3 separate regions of the Homo sapiens genome follow, and all the other regions are linked to region 2. Evidence: chromatin contacts called from ENCODE Hi-C data. All regions are on one chromosome and are shown on one strand. The core of a region is the stretch at or near the end of the contact, and the rest is flanking DNA. Distances in the headings are between cores, read along the strand shown. Region 1 holds the start of MPPE1 (metallophosphoesterase 1). Region 2 holds the start of RALBP1 (ralA binding protein 1). Region 3 holds the start of AFG3L2 (AFG3 like matrix AAA peptidase subunit 2).

What was found. Hi-C counts contacts between places; a loop is a spot of excess contacts on that map. Pooled maps may share reads with other maps.
Region 1: a loop to region 2 is called in a pooled map, with 9 times the contacts of the local background. The contact joins the promoter of MPPE1 here to the promoter of RALBP1 in region 2. A Hi-C loop is called at or near these places in 8 of 50 pooled maps.
Region 3: a loop to region 2 is called in a map of CD4-positive, alpha-beta T cell, with 6 times the contacts of the local background. The contact joins the promoter of AFG3L2 here to the promoter of RALBP1 in region 2. A Hi-C loop is called at or near these places in 2 of 168 maps with a recorded cell type or tissue (CD4-positive, alpha-beta T cell and naive thymus-derived CD4-positive, alpha-beta T cell), 1 of 37 single-sample maps with no recorded cell type and 11 of 50 pooled maps.

The regions. Positions count from the first base shown.
Region 1 is chr18:11,906,936-11,911,273 of GRCh38, reverse strand. MPPE1 (metallophosphoesterase 1) reads left to right here and starts at 2,957. Exons shown (of 11, transcript NM_023075.6): 1 at 2,957-3,073. LOC101927511 (a long non-coding RNA gene) reads left to right here. Exons shown (of 4, transcript XR_007066296.1): 4 at 412-725. RefSeq lists a silencer at 2,165-2,564.
Region 2 is chr18:9,473,668-9,477,496 of GRCh38, reverse strand. It overlaps RALBP1 (ralA binding protein 1), which reads right to left and starts at 1,984. Exons shown (of 10, transcript NM_006788.4): 1 at 1,806-1,984. RefSeq lists enhancers at 1,354-1,413, 1,152-2,020 and a silencer at 1,644-2,053.
Region 3 is chr18:12,375,537-12,379,806 of GRCh38, reverse strand. AFG3L2 (AFG3 like matrix AAA peptidase subunit 2) reads left to right here and starts at 2,580. Exons shown (of 17, transcript NM_006796.3): 1 at 2,580-2,838. The coding sequence starts at 2,725. RefSeq lists enhancers at 1,282-1,811, 1,812-2,343 and a silencer at 2,116-3,015.

The DNA.
Region 1 (4,338 bases), core at 1,708-4,207, 2.4 Mb before region 2:
GCTGGGATTACAGGCGTAAGCCACCGCACCCAGCAGAAAAAAATCTTAAACTTACAAAAACATAGAGAGAAATATAGCAAATGCTTGTATTAGTTTTCTATGGCTGCTGTAACAAATTACTACCACTTTGGTGACCTAAAACAACCCAAATTTACTACCGTACAAGTCCTGTAGGTCAGGAGCCCACACGGGGCTCACTGGGCTAAAACTCAGGTGATGGCAGGACACCTGAGCATCTGCAGGATCATTCATTCCTTGCCTTTTCCACCTTGAGAGGCCACCTGTGGCATTCCTGGGCTTGTGGCCCCTTCCTCCATCTCCGGAGTCAGCACCAGCGGCCACATCCTTGTCAGGTTGAATCTCTCTGAACTTCCTTCCAGTGTTACGTCTCTTTCCAATTCTCATTTGCAGGTAAAGGTTCTCGGAAGGACCCAATGAGACTGGGCTCACTGGGATAATCCAGGATCATCTCCCATCTCAAGGTTCTTCATCGCATACTTGCAAAGCCCCTTTTGCCATGTCAGGTAACTTGTTCACAGGTTTGAAGATTAGAATGTGGGCATGTTTGGGGGGCATAATTAGGCCTAGCACAATGCCCATGTACCCATCTCCTTGCTTAAACATTAAACACTTTGCCAATATTGTTTCTCCTATCTCTCACTTTGTTCTCTAAAAAACTCCAGGAATTTGTTATTAAATTTTATTAAAGCAAATCCCAGAAATAATATAATTTGCCTGTAAATATGTTAATATGTTTCTCTGAGGCCTTTAAAAATCATAGCCACTATGGTATTATCGTAATAAAATTACCTGAAGTTATTTAATGTCACCTAACATTCAGTCCATGTTTAAGTTTCCCAATTTTTTTTTTTTTTTTTGAGATGGAGTCTCACTCTGTCGCCCAGGCTGGAGTGCAGTGGCGTGATCTGGGCTCACTGCAAGCTCTGCCTCCCGGGTTCACACCATTCTCCTGCCTCAACCTCCCGAGTAGCTGGGACTACAGGCACCTGCCACTACACCCGGCTAATTTTTTTTTTTTTTTTTTTTTTTTTAGTAGAGACGGGGTTTCACCGTGTTAGCCAGGATGGTCTTGATCTCCTGACCTCCTGATCTGCCCGCCTCGGCCTCCCAAAGTGCTGGCATTACAGGCAAGAACCACCGCGCCTGGCCGCCAATGTTTTTAAAAATGCCATTTATTTATGTAAAAGTTTGTTTGTCTTAATCATGACCCAAACAAGGTCCACAAATTGCATTTGGCTAATGTGTCTCTCAAGGTCCCCCCACCCTCTTTTTTTTAAAGACATGGGGGGTCTAGCTGTGTTGCCCAGCCTGGAGTGCAGTGGCTATTCACAGCTGTGATCATAGCTCACTACAGCCTTGAACTCTGGCCTTAAGCAATCCTCCCACTTCAGCCTCTGAACATTTATTTTTGAAAAAAGAAATTGGGTCATTTGGTTTGTAGAATTTCCCACATTCTGGATTTGGCAGATTACTTCCTGGTGGTGTAATCTAATGGGTTCATTTGGCCCCTGTATTTCCTTTAGCCTGTGATTAGTGTTATAAGCTTAACTGGTTCTAGTTTCCCTTTCTTTGTTAGTCAGAGAGAATACTTTAGAGGTGAGGCTGCAAACAATCCACGGTGCCATATTAGTGTGTTTATGGAATCAGGCTGTCCCAGTTTCGATTATGTCAAAGTTGTTCACCTGATCATATCTGAAGATATTACAATATTCTTAATAATAATAACCATTTACCGCATACTTATTGTATACCAGGCATTTTGCTGGCTGTGTCCTATATAATTCCTCAAACCACATCTCCGTGTATTAACCACACTCATAGATTTGTGAAAATGTACCAGAATTGACTGGTTGGAAGGCTCTATGTGGATTATTACTCTGAGCATGTTTACTTCTTGAAATATGAAATAATGGCTCCTGCTTTTAATATACAGGCTTATTTTGAGGATTTTTTGAACGGATGTGAGAGCACTTAGAAAACTGGAACGCGCCGCGCTACACCATTAAAATTAGTAACATCAGTGAGAAAAAAGCAAGTGCATAATAAATATTATAGTTATCCTGATTGTCTCCTTTATTCATCACACACTTCCTAAGCACATCTCTGGAGGGCACTTTCCAAGGCTCCGGGGGAGGAGAGGAAAGAGGCGCAGCCAGGCCTGGTGGGTCCCGGAGGGGCAGCGCGGCGCGGGAGGGGAACGGGGAGGCACGGCCTGGCTGCCACCGCGCGCGGAACCCGGGAGCGGCTCCGGGGCTGTCAGCTGCCCGCCTGGCTCCTCCAAGGCCTGGAGCTCGGACGCGGGCTCTGGGGGCTTCTGGGGCGCGGAAGCGGGCTCGCGGGGAGCAGTGGCCGCCCCCGGCCGCCGCGGTGGCTGTGCTCAGAAGCCGGCCCTGGCGTCAGGAGGCCGGGCGCGCGGCGCGGGGCGCGAGTTCCCCTGCCCGCCTGTGCGCCCCGCAACGGGCCTTTCCTGGGCCCTAACGACAGCTCGCCCGTGCTTCGCCCTCGCAGCTCTCCTGTGTCCCCAAAATGCCTTTCCCGCGTCCCCCGCCCTTCAGCGGTGACTGCCCAGGGGACTCTGTAACGCGACACTCAGACTGCCGAGCCTGCCAGGCACTTCGCGGAGGGCGCTAGGGGCCGGGACGCGGCCGCCGAGCGTAGGTTCCGGCCTTTACTCCGAGTTGCGCACGGAGCCCCAGCTGCGGTTGTCCGCTCTGGGGATCACAGGCCGCGGAGACCCGGGAGCCACCCGCCGGGCCCCTTCAGACGACCCGCTTCCGCAAACCGGCCGTGGGACTCCGGCGCCGGGCGGACGAAGCGGCTCCGGGAAGACTCGGTCTTCCCCGCCCGCCTGAGGTCGCCGGGGCGGGGCTTCAGTGACAGGCCCGCGCGCTACCGCGGAAACAGGAAGTTGGCTGGGTGCGCGCCGGCTCCGGCTGCAGTTCCCGGGTCCCTCGGCCACCGAAGCCACCCTGCCCTGGTGAAAGGGCTCCCGCACCGCCCGGTGCTCCCCATCTGCCTGGCGTTGTGCGCAGAGCTGGAAAGCATGGCTGTTGTATGTATTCTTGCGCCCGTGTGACAACATTTAAACTTCTAAAAACGGAACCTCCTTCCGTGTTAGGATTGCAAGTTAACCTAGGAAAAACAGCATTCTGCAAATTATTTGCTGGAAAATCTCGGTGACTTAAGGCCCATGTATTACTTTGCAGGGGTCTCTCACTCTAGTTTGCTGGTGTAGATTTTTTAAAAAATCCATCTTATCAAAAAATACCGTTTAAGGTGGAAAATTTCAAATGCAAGTCGCAGTTGATGAGATTGCAATTAATATATTTAAGATAGTGAATTAGAGAAAAACTACAGGTCAGTGCATATTAAGTATTTTTTTCATATTTTGGGGGGATTAGATTTTTAACGATAACTTTGAAGTTAAAAATTAAAAGATAGGCTGGGTGCCGTTGCTTAGGCCTGTAATTCCAGCACTCTGGGACGCTGAAGTGGGAGGATGGCTTGATCCCAGAGATGCGAGACCAGCCTGGGCAACATAGCAAGTCCCCCGCCCCCACCATAACAACAAAAGTACCAAAAAAAAAAAAAAAAAAAGCCAGGTGTAGTGGCACGCACCTGAAGTCCCTGCTACTCGAGAAGTTGTGGGGGAAAGGATCGCTTCAGCGCAGGAGTTTGGGGCTGCAGCGAGCTGTGACGCAGCCTGCGGTTGACAAAAAGTCAAAACTCTATAAAATATTTGAAGGGATTAATTCTGAGCCAAATATGAGTGACCATGGCTGGTGACACAGCCATTTGGAGACCCTGAGAACGCGTACGCAAGGTGGTCGGGGCCCAGTGTGGTTTTATGCATTTTAGGGGAGCCATGAGTCATCAGTCAAATACATGTAAGATTAAGATGTACATTGGTTCGGTCCATAAAGGTATGACAGCTGAGGAGGTGGGTGGGTCGGGGGTTTCCGGGTTATAGGTAGATTGAAAATTTTCTGATTGGCATTTGGTTGAAAGATTTATTATCAATGGAAAGGAATGTTTGGGTTACAATAAGAGGCTGTGGAGACTGAAGTTTTATCATGCAGATGAAGCCTCCAGGTAAGTTAAGTGTCCAGCATGTTAAATGCTGGTCTGCTTTTCCTGAATTCTAAAAGGGAGGAGGATGAAATGTGTCAAGTTCCACCCCCACTTCCCATCATGGCCTAAACAAGTTTTGCTTAAAACAACCTAAAACAAGGTTAACTCTGGAATGCCCTTGGTGGGGTCCATGCAGATGGTTGAGGGGTCTTAGGATTTCATTTTTGATTTACAATGGGCGGTGGA
Region 2 (3,829 bases), core at 735-3,234:
GTTTCTATCAGGGATCTTTCAAAACAGAAACAATATTCTTTTGGGTTACATGCTGGGCCCGATCTCTTCTTGCCAAGCAAACAACTATGCAAATATAACTGTACAAATTAAAGTTATTATGCACTTTCTGATACCACTTTCCTATTCTAAATTAGGGGAGAAATAGTCTGGATAAGATCCATAATTAGAAACAATATCCTGAAGAGAAAGCAAACTAAGTTGTATTACATTGTTTCGAGATACCTTGTTTAAAGAGTCACTTCTCAAAAGCTACTACTGTTGGCAGGGCGCGGTGGCACACGCCTGTAATCCCAGCGCTTTGGGAGGCCTAGGCGGGCAGATCACCTGAGGTCGGGAGTTCAAGACCAGCCTGACCAACATGGAGAAAATGTCTCTACTAAAAATATAAAATTAGCCGGGCGTGATGGCGCATGCCTGTAATCCCCTCAGGAGGCTGAGGCAGCAGAATCGTTTGAACCCAGGAGGCAGAGGCTGTGGTGAGCTGAGATCATGCCATTGCACTCCAACCTGGGCAACAAGAGCGAAACTCTGTCTCAAAAAATAAAAAACTAAAAAAAAAAAAAAAAAGCTACTGTTAACTAACCTACCCCACTTGGATCTACCAGATACTTTGAATGAGAGGTGGAAACCACTCTACTGACCTCCTTCCTACCCCTACTACCGCCACTCCAGCTTACAGTAATTATTTTCACAAAGACAGAAAGGAGTTATCAAATGACCACAATAACTCTAAAAACAGAAAGTGAGGTGATCTTTCTTATTCACAGTCCCACTTATTCATTTAGAAATGCTGAGCACCAAAACAAAACCTTATCACAAGTTCAGTATTTCGTTAATAACTGCCAAGTATAATGGAATACTCCCCAAAGTACTGCAGCATTAGAACATGACCACTCCACTAAATTAAAAATTCAGCGAAAGCTTTTCTAACAAGGCTGGATGGAGCACTAACTCAACGGCCAAACGGCTGCACTTCCTGTATATGCACGTTCAAAACACCTCGAATTAACATGCTAGGGACCTTGAAGAATTGTACTAGGCCTTGCTCAAGAGGAAGGCTTTGTAATACTGAATCCCAAAACTTGAAACAGCAGAATTACTTCAGGGAAGACGGAGGTGTTAAATATTCTGTAAAACCTGTTTCACTCTCACAACGATCAGTTTTAAAAAAAAGAGGGAGAACACTGACCTCATTAAGAGCATTCTGACAACACACATAGTTGAACATGAGTTGTGAAAAGAATTTTCAACTTCAGATCTGTCTGTCCATTCCCACTGAAACCTGAAGGAAGGATCGCAGCACCCAAAGGCGCCCACTGCTCAGTGCCAGCGGTGGGCGACACCAGGAGCCTGTCCTGGTCCCCTGGGTAAGCCCTGGAGCCTGGCCACTATGCCGGGCACGATCCACCAACCGTGAGGGCTGGGTCCCCTAGCCTCTGTCCAGGCGCCCCCCAAGAGCTTCCCCGAGGCCTGGGGACTCCTAACTCTCCACCCCCGGCCCCCGAGAGCACCACAAACGAGGACGCCACGAAGGGAGGCCCGTCGGCCAGTGGGAGGGACGCACGGCCAAGGGGGGCGAAAACTGGGGCGAAGCTTTCCGGGGAGGAACCCACGCCAGGGGCAGCCACGCCCCCCACCCCCAACTTCAAACCCGAGCGCTGCGAGCACCGAGCCCCACACGCTGCCTGACAGACGCGGGCGCGAGGCCGGCGCGGGAGAGGGTTCCTCGGGCACTCCAGGGGTATCGCCGCGACCCTAGCACGCGACCGCTCCCTGCGACTGACCTGTGCCTGCCGCCGCGCGACCGTCCGCCCCGCCGCAGCCTCCGCCTCCTCGCGCTCACGCTGCCGCCGCAGCCACCGGAGCCGCCTCCTGCGCTGCGCCCCAGGCCGGCCTCGGGCGCCCCATTCCCACCCCGCCCAGCCTCTGCCTGTTTACAATGATTGGGACGGAACGGGACGAGGCGGTCCAGCGCGCACGCGCATTCCCTCCTCCCGCCGCAGCCGGCTTCCCGGATCCTCCTCTCCGCTCAGACGGCTGAAGCCGTCAAGGGCAGGCGACCTGGGCTCTCGCGCGGGGCGCGCTGGGAGGCGTAGTTCCCAAGGCCCCGGCGTCCAGCCAGCCCGAAGGCCTCTCGCCAAGGAAGCAAACTACAACACCCAGGAGGCACCGCGCCCCCTTCGTCCCCAGGCTCGCTGAGGAGACTGAAGAAGAGCGCGAGAGAACGCGCCGAGGGCCAGTGCTCTGCAGGCGCCTGCGCAGTCGGTGGCCTTGCGGGTTTCGGGGACGGACGGCTTACCCCGGTGTGGTGCTGGCGAAGGTGGCTCGCGGGCATCTCCTGCAACGGCCTTGAGGATGGAAAGGGCTTTCCTCTCCACGCTCTGGCCAGCCTGCGCCTCAGCTCCCGAAGTTGAGAGCTTTCCTTGCGCCAGCGTGCTTTAGTCGTTCCAACCAGTTAAACCAGACTGGGGGCCGCCCGGCTGGCCGCTGGGTGGGGCGGCTGCCCCGCCTTCGACTGGGTGTGGGATTGGAGGAAAGAGCGCCGTGGGCCTGTAGGGATAGGCGGGAATAAACCTCTGTCGGGAACATCCACGGAATTCCTGAAGCGGGTGTGGGCTTCTGCAGGGCTTCAGCGCGCCCCCGGCTCAGCAGTTACCGAGCAGCCCCCGAGGAAAGCTGCCCAGTCCGTGTTTGGCTGGCAGTAGAGATAACTGAATTTCTTCGAGAAGCCTTTCACCCAGGCTTGTTGAGTTGCTCTGCTAATGCGTAGCGAAGGCTGGAAACGGCTTCAGCAGTCTTCGTGTTTTCTGAAATGTGGCAGTTTATTAGGGGAGAGGAGGGACTTGGAATAGACGACCCTACCTGTCACTCGCATTCCTACGTGCAGCACTCTGTGGCACTTCGTTGCCCGTTTAGATTGGCCGCTGCTATCCATCTTGCTCTCTGCTCCCACATCAGCTTTCCTCAAAGCGGGCGGTAAATTTGTCCCTAGTACTCTGCGCTCCCTACTCAGTAAAGTTCAACCCCTGGGGCCTTAGATTCATTCAGGGGCCTCCCACGAGTGGATACGGGATGGTCTGAGGTAGCCATTGGTCTTTGACTTTCGGAAAAGCCTTCTCATGGCTCCTCTCGCAGTAGAACAGTCTTCTCTGACCACTGGGTTGGGCAGGTGAGCATGGCAGTGACAATTCTCTGCCTGTGACAGCACTGATTCGGCCAAGGGGCAGGCACTGATCCACGCTGGGCCTTATGGAGGCCTTGCCTGAAGCTGCTATGTGGATGCAGGAGGGGAGCAGAGGGAGTTTTCTACTGAGGCAATTGCTGATGGACGTGTTTCTTGCAACATCGAGTGGCCTAGCCAAAGGTGAGGGTGTGAAAGAGAAGAAAGGAGAAATGGAAAGGGAGAAAGAGCTGGCAGAATGTAGACCGTGGTTTCATTTGGAGGGCATGGTTTGTGGAGCTCTTTAAGTGCTGTGAGCATGTGAGCCTAAGTGGGTGAGCCCACTCATTCATTGATTTATTATTTGGAGCCAATATGTGTGGATATTGAATGTATTTGTTGGCTGCCACTTGAGCATTTATTCCTTCCATTTAAGCCAGGCAACATAACCATTCCCTCTAGCAGCAGAGATGGTCACAAGCCCAGTCAGAAACAATGAACCCACAAAGACTGGGGCTGAGGCTTCCAGTAAACTGTAGCTTCCTTGCTCCTCTAGCATGGTGTAAGTATATGATGCCTGGAAATGTGGCAACCGTTTTCCTCCTATAAGGGGAAACCCTAGAGGGATGGGAGTTTAGAGGGACAGCA
Region 3 (4,270 bases), core at 1,331-3,830, 2.9 Mb before region 2:
CCACCATGCCCGGCTAATTTTTGTATTTTTTTTTTTTTTAGTAGAGATGGGGTTTCTTTGTTCCTTTTTTTTTTTTTTTTTGAGATGGAATCTCGCTCTGTCACCCAGGCTGGAGTGCAGTGACACAATCTTGGCTCACTGCAACCTCCGCCTCCTGGGTTCAAGCGATTCTTCTGCTTCTGCCTCAGCCTCCTGAGTACCTGGGACTACAGGCGCACGCCACCACACCCAGCTAATTTTTGTATTTTTAGTAGAGACGGGGTTTCACCATATTGGCCAGGCTGGTATTGAACTCCTGAACTCGTGATCCGCCCACCTCAGCCTCCCAAAGTGCTGGGATTACAGGCGTGAGCCACCTTGCCCGGCCTCTCTCTCTCTTACTTTCTTTCTCTTTCTTTCTCTCTCTCTCTCTCCTTTCTTTCTCTCACTCTCTTTCCTTCCTTGTTTCTTTTTCTTTCTTTTTTTGGCCTGCTTGCTGGTCTCAAACTCCTGACCTCAGGTGATCTGCCTGCCTTGGCCTCCCAAAGTGTTGGGATTACAGGCATGAGCCACCGTGCTGGGCCAATTTGTGTCATTTTCTTTTTTCCTGATTGCTCTGACTATTGATCTTCTCAAAGAACACACTTTGATTTCATTCATTTCTCTATGTCTTTTAGTTTTTAATTTTATTGATTTTTACTTTTATCTTCTTTCTGTTCTTTGGTTTTACTTCATTTTCTGTCTAGTTTTTTCTTTTTTGAAGCCGAGGTCTTTGTTTTGCCCAGGCTTGTCTGGAACTCTTGGGCTCAAGTGATCCTCTCACCTCAGCCTATTTCTGATACTGATTTCTAATTTAATTTCATTGTGGATAGAAAATATGTTTTATATGACTTGACTCCTCTTAATATTTTTATGGCCTACAATATGGTTTATTTTGATAAGTGCTCTGTGAAAACTTGAAAATAATGTGTATTCTGTTGTTATGAGTAGTTTTCTATAAATGTCTATTTGATTTAGTTGGTTGTGTTTAAGTCTTCTATATACTTACTATTTTCCTGTCTAATTGTTCTGTCAATTATCAAAAGAAGGATTTGAAATCTCCAAATATAATTGGAAGTTGTGGTTCTGTCAGTCTTTGCTCCATGTATTTTAAGCTTCTGTTAATGGGAACAAAGATGTTTAGGGTTGTTATGTCCTACTGATGAACTGACCCCTTTATAATAATAATAATAATAATAATAATAATAATAATAATTCTCTTGGCCAGATGTGGGTGGCTCACATCTGTAATCCCAGCACTTTGGGAGGCTGAGTCAGGAGGATTGCTTAAAGCCAGGAGTTTGAGACTAGCCTGGGCAACAAAGTGAGACTTCAACTCTACACAAAATAAAAAAAGTCGAGTGTGGTCGAGCGTGTGTGGTCCCAGCTACTTGGGAGGCTGAGGCAGGAGGATCCCTTGAGCCCAGGAGTTAGAGGCTGCAGTGAGCTACGATTGCACCATGGCATTCCAGCCTAAGTGACAGACTGAGACCCTGTCTCTGGAAAAGAAACCCGATCCTCTTCATCCTTAGTGATATTCTTTTCCCTGCAATTAATTTTCTTTGGAATTTCCTTGCCCTAAAATCTATTTGTCTACTCAGTTTTCTTTTGTGTGAGCATGGTATGATGGTGTATCTGGTATATCTTTTTGTTATTGTTTTACTGCCACTGGGGTAATCACAGGACTCACCTGGTTTTGTCTCCTGTCTCTCAAGGATTACTGTCCTTTGCCTGAGGTCCAGCGTCGCCAGCCTGGGCGACAGAGCGAGAGCCCGTCTCAGAAAAACCCCCAAGTCCCCCACCTCAGTTCAAAGACCTCTCCTTTTTCCTCCGCTGTCACGGTACAGGAAACAATGTGTAGTTTCCACTACCTGGAAGACTCGACTTGCTCTCCGAGAACCAGTTCCCCGACAGGGTTCCTAGAGCGCAGGCTGCACGGCACAGCCCCAACATTCCCTGCTGCTTGTGAATCTTCGCATCGCCCTCCCAGGGGTCAGGAATGTGTGCTTCGGTGTCTCCAGAGCCTAGCACCACCCCATGACTCAGCTGGCGCTCGGAGGGTCCTTCCATCTGCCGCCGCTGGGGCCTTCGCTACTTCCCCCTCGCTCCTACTGGCTGGCCCACCCGGCTGCCCAGGCTCGGAAGCCCAGGATCCCAGTCACGCGTCTCCCCTTAGTCCCCGCCTCCAGCCACGCCCCCCACACCCCTCCGTCGGCCCCGCCTCCAGCTCCTGCTCGCTCTCCTAGTCCTTCCTCGGCCCCACCTCCAGCCACGCCCCCCACGTGCGCCATCAGCCCCGCCCCCAGCTCTCGCTCGCCCTCCCGAGTCCTCCCTCGGCCCGGTCCCCGCCTCTAGCTCCCCCTTGCCCTCCAGGGTCCTTCTCGGCCCCGCCTCCTGCCGCGCCCCCAACGCTGCTCCGTCGGCCCCCGCCTCCGGTCCCGCCCCCATGCTCCTCCCATTTGGTCCTGTCTTCTGCACTGGCGGAGGTCGCGGCGGGCCTCGGAGAGGAGACGCCGACGTCAGCGCGCCGGGGCGGGGCTGGCGGCAGGAGACGCCGCGTTGAGAGCTTGGGCTCCTCCGTGAGCCGCCGGCGCGCTTCGCTGCCTGGCGGCCTTTCCCCGAGCCGAGCCCGCTTCCCGAGGCCGCCAGTCGTCGCCTGCCCGCGCCTGCGCAGCGTCCCGGGCCGAGAGGGCCACGGCGGCGGCCATGGCGCACCGCTGTTTGCGGCTGTGGGGCCGGGGCGGCTGCTGGCCCCGCGGCCTACAGCAGCTCCTCGTGCCTGGCGGCGTGGGCCCGGGCGAGCAGCCCTGCCTCCGGACGGTGAGTCCTACCTGGGCGCCCGGCGCCCTCCACCCTGCCTCGGGCCCACTTCCGGCTCGGGAGAGCGGACGTCAAGGTCACTGGCCCCCGCCCTCCGGCCGCACGCGGGCCGTCCCTGCCGAGGGCCTGGGCGCCCTGCGCTGTCTCTCAGCCGGCCCCGGGAGCGCCGATTCGCGCTCAGCCCTGCCTGTGGGATTCAAGTTTTGAAAACGCGCAGCTTCAGTAGAGCCGGGTTTTCGCGCTTCACCGGGGCGGTTGAAGCCTCGAAGGTCATGTTGGCTTGGTGGCCGTCCTTGTCCCCGCTTTCGTGTCCCCGGAGCACGGAACGAAGGCGTCTGTAATTTTGAGTCAGCAGCACGAGCACGATGTAGTCGCAAGGACGGGTTTTGGAGTCGGGCTGCCTAACCTCTCCGAGTCTCCGTGTTCCCGTCTGTTGAATGGGGCCATTGCGGGCATTCCAGGACTGGCAGTATTAGCTATTATTATTAAGAATGTCACCTTTTCATAGCAGGGACTCTGTGTTCGTTGCATATCAGGGCCTGCTCTCAGCAGGAGGCTCTTTCTCTGTTGGTAGCCATCCCTCTAGATACACACACGGGACCTGATACGTGTTTCTGACATAATGATAGAGTGTTGACAGAACCATGGCCGTGATCAGTCTCAATGAAAGGTTCACGTGTCGAATAGTCGCTCTCACTGTTTAAGTGACACGGTTCCTCAGCCTTGCACTGGTGTACGGGTGGTGGTTGAGGTCCCCGGGTCGGCCACGGGAACCTGGCTTGGCCTCCTGCTATCCCAGCGCCCTTGTAGTCAGCTCAACGTCTTCACTGTAAGGGGAGATAGGCTAGTGCCGGGGCTCACGCCTGCGATCCCAGCACTTAGGGAGGCCGAGGCGGGAGAATCGCTTGACTCCAGGAGTTGGAAACCAGCTTGGGTAGGGTAGCAGACCCTCCGATCTACGATTTTTATTTTTATTTTTATTTTTTAAGAGACGGGGTTTTGCTTCTTCGCCCAGGCCGGAGTGCAGCGGCGCAAACACAGCTCACTGCAGCCCCAAACTCAAGCGATCCTCCCGCCTCAGCCTCCGGAGTATCTGGGACTACAGCACCGTGGTTGATTTTTAAAAAGTTTCTGGAGAGGCCAGGCGCGGTAGCTCACGGCTGTAATCCCAGCAGGCGGGTGGATCACGAGGTCAGAAAATCGAGATCATCCTGGCTAACACGGTGAAACCCCATCTCTACTAAAAATACAAAAAATTAGCCGGGCGTGGTGGCGGGCGCCTGTAGTCCCAGCTGCTCGGGAGACTGAGGCAGGGGAATGGCGTGAACCTGGGCGGTGGAGCTGGCAGTGAGCCAAGAGCGGGCCACTGCACTCTAGCCTGGGCGACAGAGCGAGACTCCGTCCCAAAAGATAGGGTTCACCATCTTGCCCA